Regions from separate parts of the Homo sapiens genome. Here all the other regions are linked to region 2. The links are chromatin contacts, found by Hi-C or POLR2A ChIA-PET in ENCODE. All regions are on one chromosome and are shown on one strand. The core of a region is the stretch at or near the end of the contact, and the rest is flanking DNA. Distances in the headings are between cores, read along the strand shown.

Region 1 (3,147 bases), core at 153-2,652, 71 kb before region 2:
AAGAAGAAATAAGACATCCCTACTTTATTTTTGGCAAAGTATTCTGCCTGACCTCTCTGGTTGCAATGCTTATTCAACAAATGCTTAAACTTCCGTATGTCAGATACTGGACAATTTCTGCTCTGAGGGAGCTTTTCTCTGATGTTGACACAGACTGAAGAAAGTAAATGACATTCGGCCAGGCGCGGTGGCTCACGCCTGTAATCCCAGCACTTTGGGAGGCCGAGGCGGGCGGATCACGAGGTCAGGAGATCGAGACCATCCTGGCTAACACAGTGAAACCCTGTCTCTACTAAAAATACAAAAAATTAGCCGGGTGTGGTGGCGGGCACCTGTAGTCCCAGCTACTAGGGAGGCTGGGGCAGAAAAATGGCGTGAACCTGGGAGGTGGAGCTTGCAGTGAGCCGAGATCACGCCACTGCACTCCAGCCTGGGCGACAGAGTGAGACTCCATCTCAAAAAAAAAAAAAAAAGAAAAAGTAAATGACATTCTTTGGTAGGTACTTGTAGGCCTGAGAGGTCAGGAAAATTTTTCTAAGGAGTCCCCAGCTACGATTTTTAATTCAAAGAATCTCCAGCCATGCAAATCTGCAGGCTCGCAGTTCTTTCCACCTGCCCTTCCCCCAAGAACACTCAGCCCCATTTCACTGGACTTTGAAGGTTCCTACACTGACTTCGTATTTCTCCCCATGTAAATCTCATGCAGGGGCCACTTGCCACCCCTGGGAAGCCAACCTTCATCATCCAGTTCACGTTATCTTCCTCCTGCCATTTATCTTGCCTCCACTGAGTTTTAATTCCAGGCTCCACTTCCTGTGATTGTAAACATATCCCTTCATCCCTATGTCTCCATTTGACCAGTCAGCTACCAAATGTCGGAAACAATGCCTTGCCCACCTCTCCTATTTGGTGGAAGATTAGGACAGTCGTGTATGTTACTTGGTAAGCAGTACACTGAGTCACTGTAGCAAACGCTTGTTAATTGGCTTATCGGTCCTGGCTCCACCACGCTGGTTTCCAGTCCCACAAAACTGGGTAGGCCAACTAGTTTTAGCGTTTGGCTACATTCATGGAATATGAGAGCTAGGATTAGCTCCAAAAATCACGTGCTCCCCTCCCTCCGTGTAGAGAGGCACCTTTTAAAACGAAGGACCCAGTTCCCCATCCCGGATCTCCAGACCTTCCACCCTCGCGGGTGCGCGCTAGCCCCAGGCCCCTCTACCAGCCCCCGGAGCAGCGAACGCAGCACGCGCGCGCCTCTCCCGCGCTGGGCCGGAGCAGGCAGCCTGCCAGCTGGTCCCGGCGTGCCGCGCGCCGCGCACGTGACCCCGCCCCCTGCCATTGGTCCGGGCGCGAGGGGCGGAGCCGCCGCGGAGCAAGCGAGCCAAGCGCGGCCTCATTAGACCACGGGTTGCAGCCGGAGCGGCTGGGAGGTTCGCGCGTTTCTCAGGGTTCGGTCGGAGGCGGGGAGGCCGGAGCTGCGGGCGTAGGGACCTGGCGGCTCCTGAAGCGCACGCGGGCGGGCGGCAGGTGTGCGCGGCATCCCTGTCACGTGGCCGAAGAGCCTGGGGCGCGCGGACCCTGGCAGGGGGCGGGGCGCACGCAGGCCACACCCACTTCAGGCTCCCACCCGGTCGCTGGAGAGGGGCCAAGGCCTCTGGAAGGTCCAACCTGGAGGGTGGTTCAAAGGGGTGTTGGGCACCCTCAAATTAGGGGAAAATTGGGGAGTACGCTCTCCTTCCCCAGGGTGGAGGTTACTACAATCATAAGCGGGGAGCCGGTGCCCCTGAGGAAGGAGACCCTGAGGGAGATAAGATGGAGGGGCTCGGGATTCCGGGGAGCCCCAAGTCCCAGCTTGAAACGGTGGAGTCCGGGCAAATGAGCTCTGAGGACGGCTTCTGGGCCTGGCCGTGACCCAGATTGCAGTGAGAGTTCCCGCAGGCCCCGCCTCTTTCTGGGCCTCGTGTCTCCCAGCCGCCGGGCCGGGTGCGAGGCCTTACCCCTCTGATCTGCTGCAGGATGGGCCTCTCCGCTGCGGCCCCGTTGTGGGGTCCCCCGGGGCTGCTCCTGGCCATCGCCCTGCACCCAGCGCTGTCGGTGCCCCCGCGCCGGGACTACTGCGTGCTGGGCGCTGGGCCCGCGGGCCTGCAGATGGCCTACTTCCTGCAGCGCGCTGGACGCGACTACGCAGTGTTCGAGCGGGCCCCGCGGCCCGGCAGCTTCTTCACACGCTACCCGCGGCACCGCAAGCTCATCAGCATCAACAAGCGGTACACGGGCAAGGCTAACGCCGAGTTCAACCTCCGCCACGACTGGAACTCTCTGCTCAGCCACGACCCCCGGCTGCTCTTCAGACACTACTCGCGTGCCTACTTCCCCGACGCCCGCGACATGGTGCGCTACCTGGGTGACTTCGCGGACACGCTGGGGCTCCGTGTCCAGTACAACACCACCATCGCCCACGTCACTCTGGACAAGGACCGACAGGCCTGGAATGGCCACTACTTCATCCTAACTGACCAGAAGGGCCAGGTGCATCAGTGCAGGTAAGGCCGGTGCCAGAGCTCACCTGCGGAAGCTGGGACCTTCCCCACACGAACCACACACCTTGATTGGCCAGTAGGTATGGGAGGAATGGACGAAAAAGGGTATTTCGCTTTTTTTTTTTTTTAAGACGGAGTCTCACTCTGTCGCCCAGGCTGGAGTGCAATGGCACGAGGTCAGCTCACTGCAACCTCCGCCTCTCTAGTTCAAGCGATTCTCCTGCCTCAGCCTCCCCAGTAGCTGGGATTACAGGCAAGCACCACCACACCCGGCTAATTTTTTTATATTTTTGGTGGAGATGAGATTTCACGACGTTGGCCAGGCTGGTCTCGAACTCCTGACCTCAGGAGATCCACCCACCTCAGCCTCCCCAAATGCTGGGATTACAGGTATGAGCCACCGCACCCGGCCTTCAATTCTATTTTTGAAACCACTCTGTGATCAAAGCATTCTTCTGCAAGCCGGCAGGATCCAAGTCCCCAGCTGCCCTCCCCTGGATGGCGATCCTCACCAATGGAAGGAGCAGGACTTTGGAATCAAGCCTATCTGTGTTTAGACTCTGGCTCTGCTGCTTTTAGGAGCTCTCAAGCCATGGGCCTGCAG
Region 2 (3,176 bases), core at 21-2,520:
AGACTCTGTCTCAAAAAAAAAAAAAAAAAAAAAAGATCAGACCTATTCTCCTGAGCTGGACACTGAGAGGCAGACGGGTAAATCATTTTATTGTTTGCTGAGGTCCCCCAACCAGGAAGTGGTAGTGCTGGAATTTTAACCCAGATATATTTGACGCCAAGGCTCAAACTCTTTCCACTGGGATTATTAACCCTTATCAGTACATCTGTGCCATGTTTTCAGGTAAGAAAACTGAGTAGTGTGATAAGCCGTCTGCCTGTGACACTTTATTTTTTGTTTGTTTGAGACGGAGTTTCGCTCTTGTTGCCCAGGCTGGAGTGCAATGACATGATCTTGGTTCACCGCAACCTCTGCCTCCCAGGTTCAAGCAATTCTCCTGCCTCAGCCTCCCAAGTAGCTGGGATTACAGGCATGTGCCACCACGCCCTGCTAATTTTGTATCTGTAGAGATGGGGTTTCTCCTTGTTGGTCAGGCTGGTCTCAAACTCCCAACCTCAGGTGATCTGCCCACCTCGGCCTCCCAGAGTGCTGGGATTACAGGCGTGAGCCACCATGCCCGGCCTCCACTTTAGTTTTACAAGGGCCCAAAGCAGGAACAAACCTCCAGTCCTGTGGCCTACAGGATGACAGCCTAAGCCCTCCTATCCCCCACTTGACCTTCAATGCCCATAGGGAACCTGCCCCAGCCCATTTCTCATCTGCTGTTCTGGTCATCTTCCCAAAAGACCAACCCTTTCCTTGCCTCCATATTTCTACACTTTGACACTTTGGGTCAAGTGGAAAAAGTCTGGTGGAAGAACTAGTTCTAAATATCAGCTTAGTCACTTACTTGCTGTGTGACTATGGGCAAGCCACTTGACCTCTCTGAGTCTCACTTTGCTCAGCTGGAAAATGAGAAAAGATATGCCTAAGTCTTAGCACTTGTCTGATGATTAATATGCATAAGCTGAAGGAATGAAGGGGGGGTATTTATTGTGCCCCTGCCGCGTGCCAGACCCGGTGAGAGACACTGGCGACGCTGTGGTGAACCCGGCAGTCACAGTGGCTGCTTTTCTGGGGACTGTTCTTGAAGTGGAGGGTGTGATCTATTGCAGCAGGAGGTTGAGTAACTGAGCCTTTGTAACTGTGAGCAGGATTCCTCCTGAGCTGAAGATGAGTGCCTTAAGCCAGGTGTGAGGGTGGGGAAATACCCTAATTTGACAGACGAGGAAAGGAAACTTCCCGCACTCCGCTTTAAGTGGTGGGGCCAGGATTCAAACCCAGGGGCTGCTTTGATGGGCCACCCTGGTTTCCTCTTGCATCCGCACTGCTGAGCAGAGAGCCCGGCACCTAGCGGGATATCAAAGACACAGAGGCCGCCAGCAGTGAAAGCTGTGTTGAAAAGAAGCTAGAGGAAGCTGGTGAAAACCAGAGGTTAGGAGGTGGGGACAGGGAAGGCCGTGAAGGGAGGGGCCTTTTATTGACCAGCCAGCCCTCGGCCAGGTCCCTGCCTCAGACGTGCATGTTGGCAGGAAGAACCTGGCTGGGCATCTCTGTGACTGTGGTTGAATGAAGGAGCACCTGAGCCTTCCTTTTTTTCTTTTTTCTTTTTTTTTCTGAGATGGAATTGTGCTCTTGTTGCCCAGGCTGGAGTGCAATGGCGCGATCCCGGCTCACTGCAACCTCCCCCTCCCACGTTCAAGCAGTTCTCCTGCCTCAGCCTCCTGAGTAGCTGGGATTACAGGCATGTGCCACCACGCCCGGCTAATTTTGTATTTTTAGTAGAAACAGGGTTTCTCCATGTTGGTCAGCCTGGTGTTGAACTCCCAACCTTAGGTGATCCGCCTGCCTCGGCCTCCTAAAGTGCTGGGATTACAGGCGTGAGCCACTACGCCTGGCGCACCTGAGTCTTTCTAGTCCAGGCTGAGCTCTGGGCCGTTCAGCGCTTCTCAAACCCACAGCAGTGCCTCATTGCAAGAGGAGCTGGTGGGATACAGGAGAAAGTGGGGAGGGAAAAGGCGGGTCAAGGAACTGAACTAGAGGCTCACTCGACAGTTCTCCAGGTCTTTGTTGTTTACTGAAGGAACCTTATGAACGTGGCCTTCGCACTCCCTGCTCTGTCTGTGTTTGTTTTAATATAACCGATTCCCTCCCCTCTTGCCAACAAAGGGTTGGAGTAAAACTGACTGCATAGAGCCTGCCTAACTGTGCACTGTCCCTCGCTGTGGACTCTGCACCCCTAGCGCAGGAGGGTCCCAGGGCTCCAGGGGCGAGGCCCCACAGGCACCCCCTTCCCTCCACACAGCCGGTCTTTCCCTCCTCCATTCTCAGACCTCACCCTCCCCACATGTCATAAAGGTCCTGTGCCCTGACCTCACTGAGTCACCTGTTTCTCTGTATCTCTATGTTTCTGTGGCTGCTTCTACCCCTAGACAGTGGCCTCCAACACTTAATTATGGTGGGCAGGGCCACGGTCTGCCTCCCTCGGTGTCCTCAGCACAGCAGGCCTAGCCTGGGTAGGTGGACCCTGGGAAAAGAAATGAGTGAATGAGGCCGGGCGCGGTGGCTCACGCCCGTAATCCCAGCACTTTGGGAGGTCGAGGAGGGCAGATCGCTTGAGGCCAGGAGTTTGAAACCAGCCTGGCCAACATGGTGAAATCCCGTCTCTGCTAAAAATACAAAAACTAGCCAGGCGTGGTGGCTCACGTTTGTAACGCCAGCTGCTCGGGAGGCTGAGGCAGGAGAATCGCTTGAACCCGGTAGGCGGAGGTTGCAGTGAGCCGAGATCGCGCCACTGCACTCCAGCCTGGGCAATAGAGCGAGACTCCATTTCAAAAGAAAGAAAGGAAAGAAAAGAATGAAAGAAAGAAAGAAAGAGAAAAAGAAAGAAAGAAGAAAGAAAGAAAGAAAGAAAGAAAGAAAAAAGAAAGAACGAAAGAAAGAAAAGAGAAAAAGAAAGAAAGAAGAAAGAAAGAAAGAAAGAAAGAAAGAAAGGAAGGAAGGAAGGAAGGAAGGAAGGAAGGAAGGAAGGAAGGAAGAAAGAAATGAGTGAATGAACAAATGGAAGGGCAGTAGGCCCTCTGGGGCTGCGGTGAGCCAGATAATGACCCAAAGATGTCCATGTCCTGATCCCGCAAACCTGCAAATGTGTTAACCTACATGGCAAAAGGGACTTTGCAGATGTGACGGAGTTAGGA
Region 3 (3,476 bases), core at 519-3,018, 110 kb after region 2:
TGCTAAGAATTCTAACCACCCCACTGCCCAGAAGAGATGCCTCTGAGATCAGGAACAAATCCAGAAGAACCGCTGTGTGGAAAGATGGCAAAACAATGATGATAATACCTGCTTTGTACATTACAATACAATACCTTGTAAGGTTATTGGAGGCCACACAAGATAACAGACCAAAACCCTTCCTGAGCATTGGAAAGACCTTTTCGGTTGCATGGGGCCATGGTACGATTCGTGGTGCATCCGGCCGGTGGATTTAGGATACTAAGCAGTGCGGTAAGAGATGCAATGAGGAGGCCTCCCAGCAGTTTGCCTTTCAGAAAGCATTTGTCCAGATGAATGTTCCTGGCAGAACAAATCCAGATTTCTTTAAGGTATGGTTAGGCTGTGTTGACAGTGGTAAATTGGCTTCAGGAATTGGACGGGGAAGGCTGGAGAAGTGGGAGAGCTAGGGACGCTCGGGTGGATGGAGAGGAGACACTGAATTTGGCTCTGGGGTTTCGGAATTTGAAGTGTGTGTGCCTGTGCATACATCCGTGTGTGTGCATGGCTATGTACATACATGTATGTTCACATTCACCTGTGAATACATGTGCCTTGCGTGCCTGTGTTTGCACTTGTGCTTGTGGATATGCATCTGTGAATGCGTGTGCAGCTGTGTGCCTTGTGTGGATCTATGTATATGGCTTTGCACACGTGTGTGCGCATGTATTTCTGTGCACACGTACCTCTGTACACCTACCTCCATATGTGACTGTGTATGCACAGATGCTTGCGTGTCTATGTGTGTGTCCATGCCCTTGTGCGTGCGTGCGCCTCTGTGTGCATGCCCTCGAGTGTGTTTGGGGGCTCTGCTTCCTGTTGTTCAGCAGCAGAGCCTCTGACTCCTCCTCACACAATTAGAGGAATTCCAGCCATCCTAGGGACAGCCCTGGGAAAACGGTTCCTCTGGAAGGGTTGGGGAATGTTTCCTTTTATGGTAGCATTGGGCCGTTGGCTGCTCACGACTTGCCAGCACTCGCAGGTACATTCTTGCCTGCTAGTAGAGCCGGTGACTAAACATGCCCACAGCTGGGGCAGACCACAGGGAGACGCAGTGGGGGAGGGCAGGGGGCTGGGATGACAAAAATGTTTGTTCCAAACCCTTATCGGTTGCCACACTGTCGTTAGGGGCCAGCAATGAAATTGCTCTGTCTTCCCCAGGCTGTGGTTCCTGCCGCCTCCCTCCCTTCTGTCTTCCCGTCTGTCTAGTCGAGGATGCAGGTCTCTAATCTCTGTCCTCGCTGTGCAGGCTTGAAGGACTCGTGTTTTTTGAGAAAGGCAAGGGGGAGTAAGGCTTGCCTCCCCTAGAGCTTGCCTCCTGAGTAGTTTCCACATCAGAGAGCAGGGTGTGGGGTGTGTTTGTGAATGAGAGTGACCCAGCCCCTCTGCGCCCCCACCCCGTTGATGCTTAGGGGGCTGGGAGGAAGCTGCGGCCCAGGGCAGGGGCAGCTGCCATTGGTGTTGGGTGTGAGGTTTGTTTTTTCTTCTTTCTGTCTGGGCTTCCTTTTCCCTCCTGAATGACCAGTGGGCAGAAGAAGAGATTGGAGGCAGTGCCCAGCCCCACACGCTGCTGAGGTCAGGCATGCTAGAAAGCTCACCTCGGAAGAGGCAGGCAGCCTAGCTGGTCGGTGGCTACTGGTGTTGAACGGTTAAATGTGTCTCCTGAGGCCATGCACGTGGAAAGCCGTGAGTCATTCTCCCAGTGCCTAGTCACGCAGGGCCCTGACCAGGTGGTGCGAGCCACTCAGTGTGTCCTTCACACGTCGCTGAATCCGTGTTTCCACCCAGGGCTGATACTGTACCAACAGCCACGGATGCTCCCACTGCCCTGACAACGCCACTGCCACCCATCGTGGCGACGTCGCGTTGGGGAAGTCGGTATAGACAGCAACCGTTTGTGGAGCTTACTGTCTTTACAGGGACTGCGGCAGGTCCATTTTATGTGTTATTTCTATTTTTCAAACTAATCCTGCAAGGGAGTTAGTAGCAGATCTTACTTTGTGGATGTAGAAACTGAGACTCAGAATTAAATACCTCACTGCAGCTCAAATATTTGTAAGTAGCCTGATCCTGGATTCAGGCCAATTTGACTTCAAGGACGGTGAGGCTATTAGATGGGGCGGGATAAAACGGAAAAAAATGAGTTTATATTTTCAGCTGTTGCTTGAATACCCAGTACTGAACAGCCAGGATGCCTTAGTGTTTCTGGCAAACTTAGCTTTCAGAGTGTGGGCATTACTGCCCCTCCTGTACTGGGGGAGGGTGGGTATTTATAACCTTCCTTGCCGAGCAGTTCATAGAGCTGTTGATAGTTGCTGAAAGTTCCTGACACCCGGCTAGAGAACAGGTTGTCACAGAAACCCATCAGAAGCTGTCATTCTTTACAAGCTGCCTCTAAAGTGACATCATTGCACGCCTTCCACTTGCCAGACACCGTGCTGGTGTGTTCACATGTGTTGTGGACACAAGTACTGTTATCCCACGCTGCGGAGGAGGGAGCTGGGGCTCAGAGAAGCCTGCGCACCTGTCCCGGGTCTCAGGCTGTGAGGCAGCATCTTATCCCAGGGCTGTCCCGTTGCAAAGCCAGGCCTCGTCACCCCTCCTTCCCCAGCCTCTTAAATGGTGCTCCTTCCTTCAGTGGGGATGGTATTTAGAGCACCTGCAGCAGGCTTCTTTCTAACAGCTTCAGCCCCCCACCCCGTTATAAACACACAGGGCAGGTCCCACTCAGCTCCCAGGGAAGTCGACTCCTGGAGAGTTTTCCACACACTAGTTCCTCTAAGGTGGGAGACACAGAACTATTTCTGGTTTTCTGGTGGGGGCTGAACAGCGTGGGTGGACAATCTGAGCTCCTGGGCGGCAGGAGCAGCTGCCCAATGGCACTCTCCCCCGAAGATGCTCCTCCTAGCCAGGTGTGAGGGTAGACTGCGAGATCCCCACAAAGACAGCATCTGTGACACTGTGCTCCCTGTCTGGGAAACGGGCAGCTCTTTGGGAGCAAGGTGGGGAGGCTTTTGCATCTGGCGGGAGTTAATCTGATGTCTTCTTTGTTTCAGACCGAGAAGATCAATCCATCTTGTGCACGTAAGTATTTCTCCGTCTGGGTAGTGGTTCGTTTCACCCCAGTCTGTTCTCATTCTTGAGGTCTCCTACTGAAACCACAACTGGGGCTTGCAGAGTCCCCCATTCCCAATTCAAGGCCCCTCCTCCACTTCTCCAAGGGATAGGACTTCAGTTTGTGTGTTTGCTACTCAGTGGTCCCACTGCATGGATGAGCTCAATTTCAATCATCCTTCCTCAAGGAGCCAGTGGGAAGGAGGGTGGAGCTTATGGCAGAAAGGAAAAGCAAGATCTCTCCACAATCCAGCTGGGAACCAGCTCCTCCGTAACTTCTGGGTGGAAGGCATTCCTTCTTGCTCTGGATGGTGGCTTTTCTT

What was found. A loop is a pair of places that touch in the nucleus more often than their neighbours do. ChIA-PET counts read pairs that join two places held with the same protein, here RNA polymerase II (POLR2A). Pooled maps may share reads with other maps.
Region 1: a pooled map shows a loop between it and region 2 (2.2-fold over the local background). The contact joins the promoter of FOXRED2 here to the enhancer-like site in region 2. A Hi-C loop is called at or near these places in 1 of 50 pooled maps. POLR2A ChIA-PET finds 5 or more read pairs at or near these places in 4 of 52 experiments (AG04450, BJ, WTC11 and 1 more).
Region 3: a pooled map shows a loop between it and region 2 (5-fold over the local background). The contact joins two enhancer-like sites. A Hi-C loop is called at or near these places in 1 of 37 single-sample maps with no recorded cell type and 8 of 50 pooled maps. POLR2A ChIA-PET finds 5 or more read pairs at or near these places in 17 of 52 experiments (AG04450, BJ, CD4-positive, alpha-beta T cell and 11 more).

Annotation. Positions count from the first base shown.
Region 1 is chr22:36,505,295-36,508,441 of GRCh38, reverse strand. It overlaps FOXRED2 (FAD dependent oxidoreductase domain containing 2), which reads left to right and starts at 1,402. Exons shown (of 9, transcript NM_001102371.2): 1 at 1,402-1,433; 2 at 2,019-2,546. The coding sequence starts at 2,020. RefSeq lists a silencer at 1,156-1,655.
Region 2 is chr22:36,433,890-36,437,065 of GRCh38, reverse strand. No RefSeq gene overlaps it. Among named protein-coding and RNA genes, the nearest start is that of TXN2, 46 kb to the left of the region's middle. RefSeq lists enhancers at 635-1,270, 1,292-1,421. Within about 2 kb of position 1,270, at least 16 of the 41 ENCODE cell types and tissues checked have a DNase peak (open chromatin) inside an H3K27ac peak, as active enhancers do; they include CD4-positive, alpha-beta T cell, where a contact is called at or near this core.
Region 3 is chr22:36,327,108-36,330,583 of GRCh38, reverse strand. It overlaps MYH9 (myosin heavy chain 9), which reads left to right. Exons shown (of 41, transcript NM_002473.6): 4 at 3,096-3,123. Among named protein-coding and RNA genes, the nearest start is that of MIR6819, 42 kb to the right of the region's middle. RefSeq lists enhancers at 1,339-1,588, 1,567-2,196, 2,197-2,826. Within about 2 kb of position 1,768, at least 36 of the 41 ENCODE cell types and tissues checked have a DNase peak (open chromatin) inside an H3K27ac peak, as active enhancers do; they include CD4-positive, alpha-beta T cell, where a contact is called at or near this core.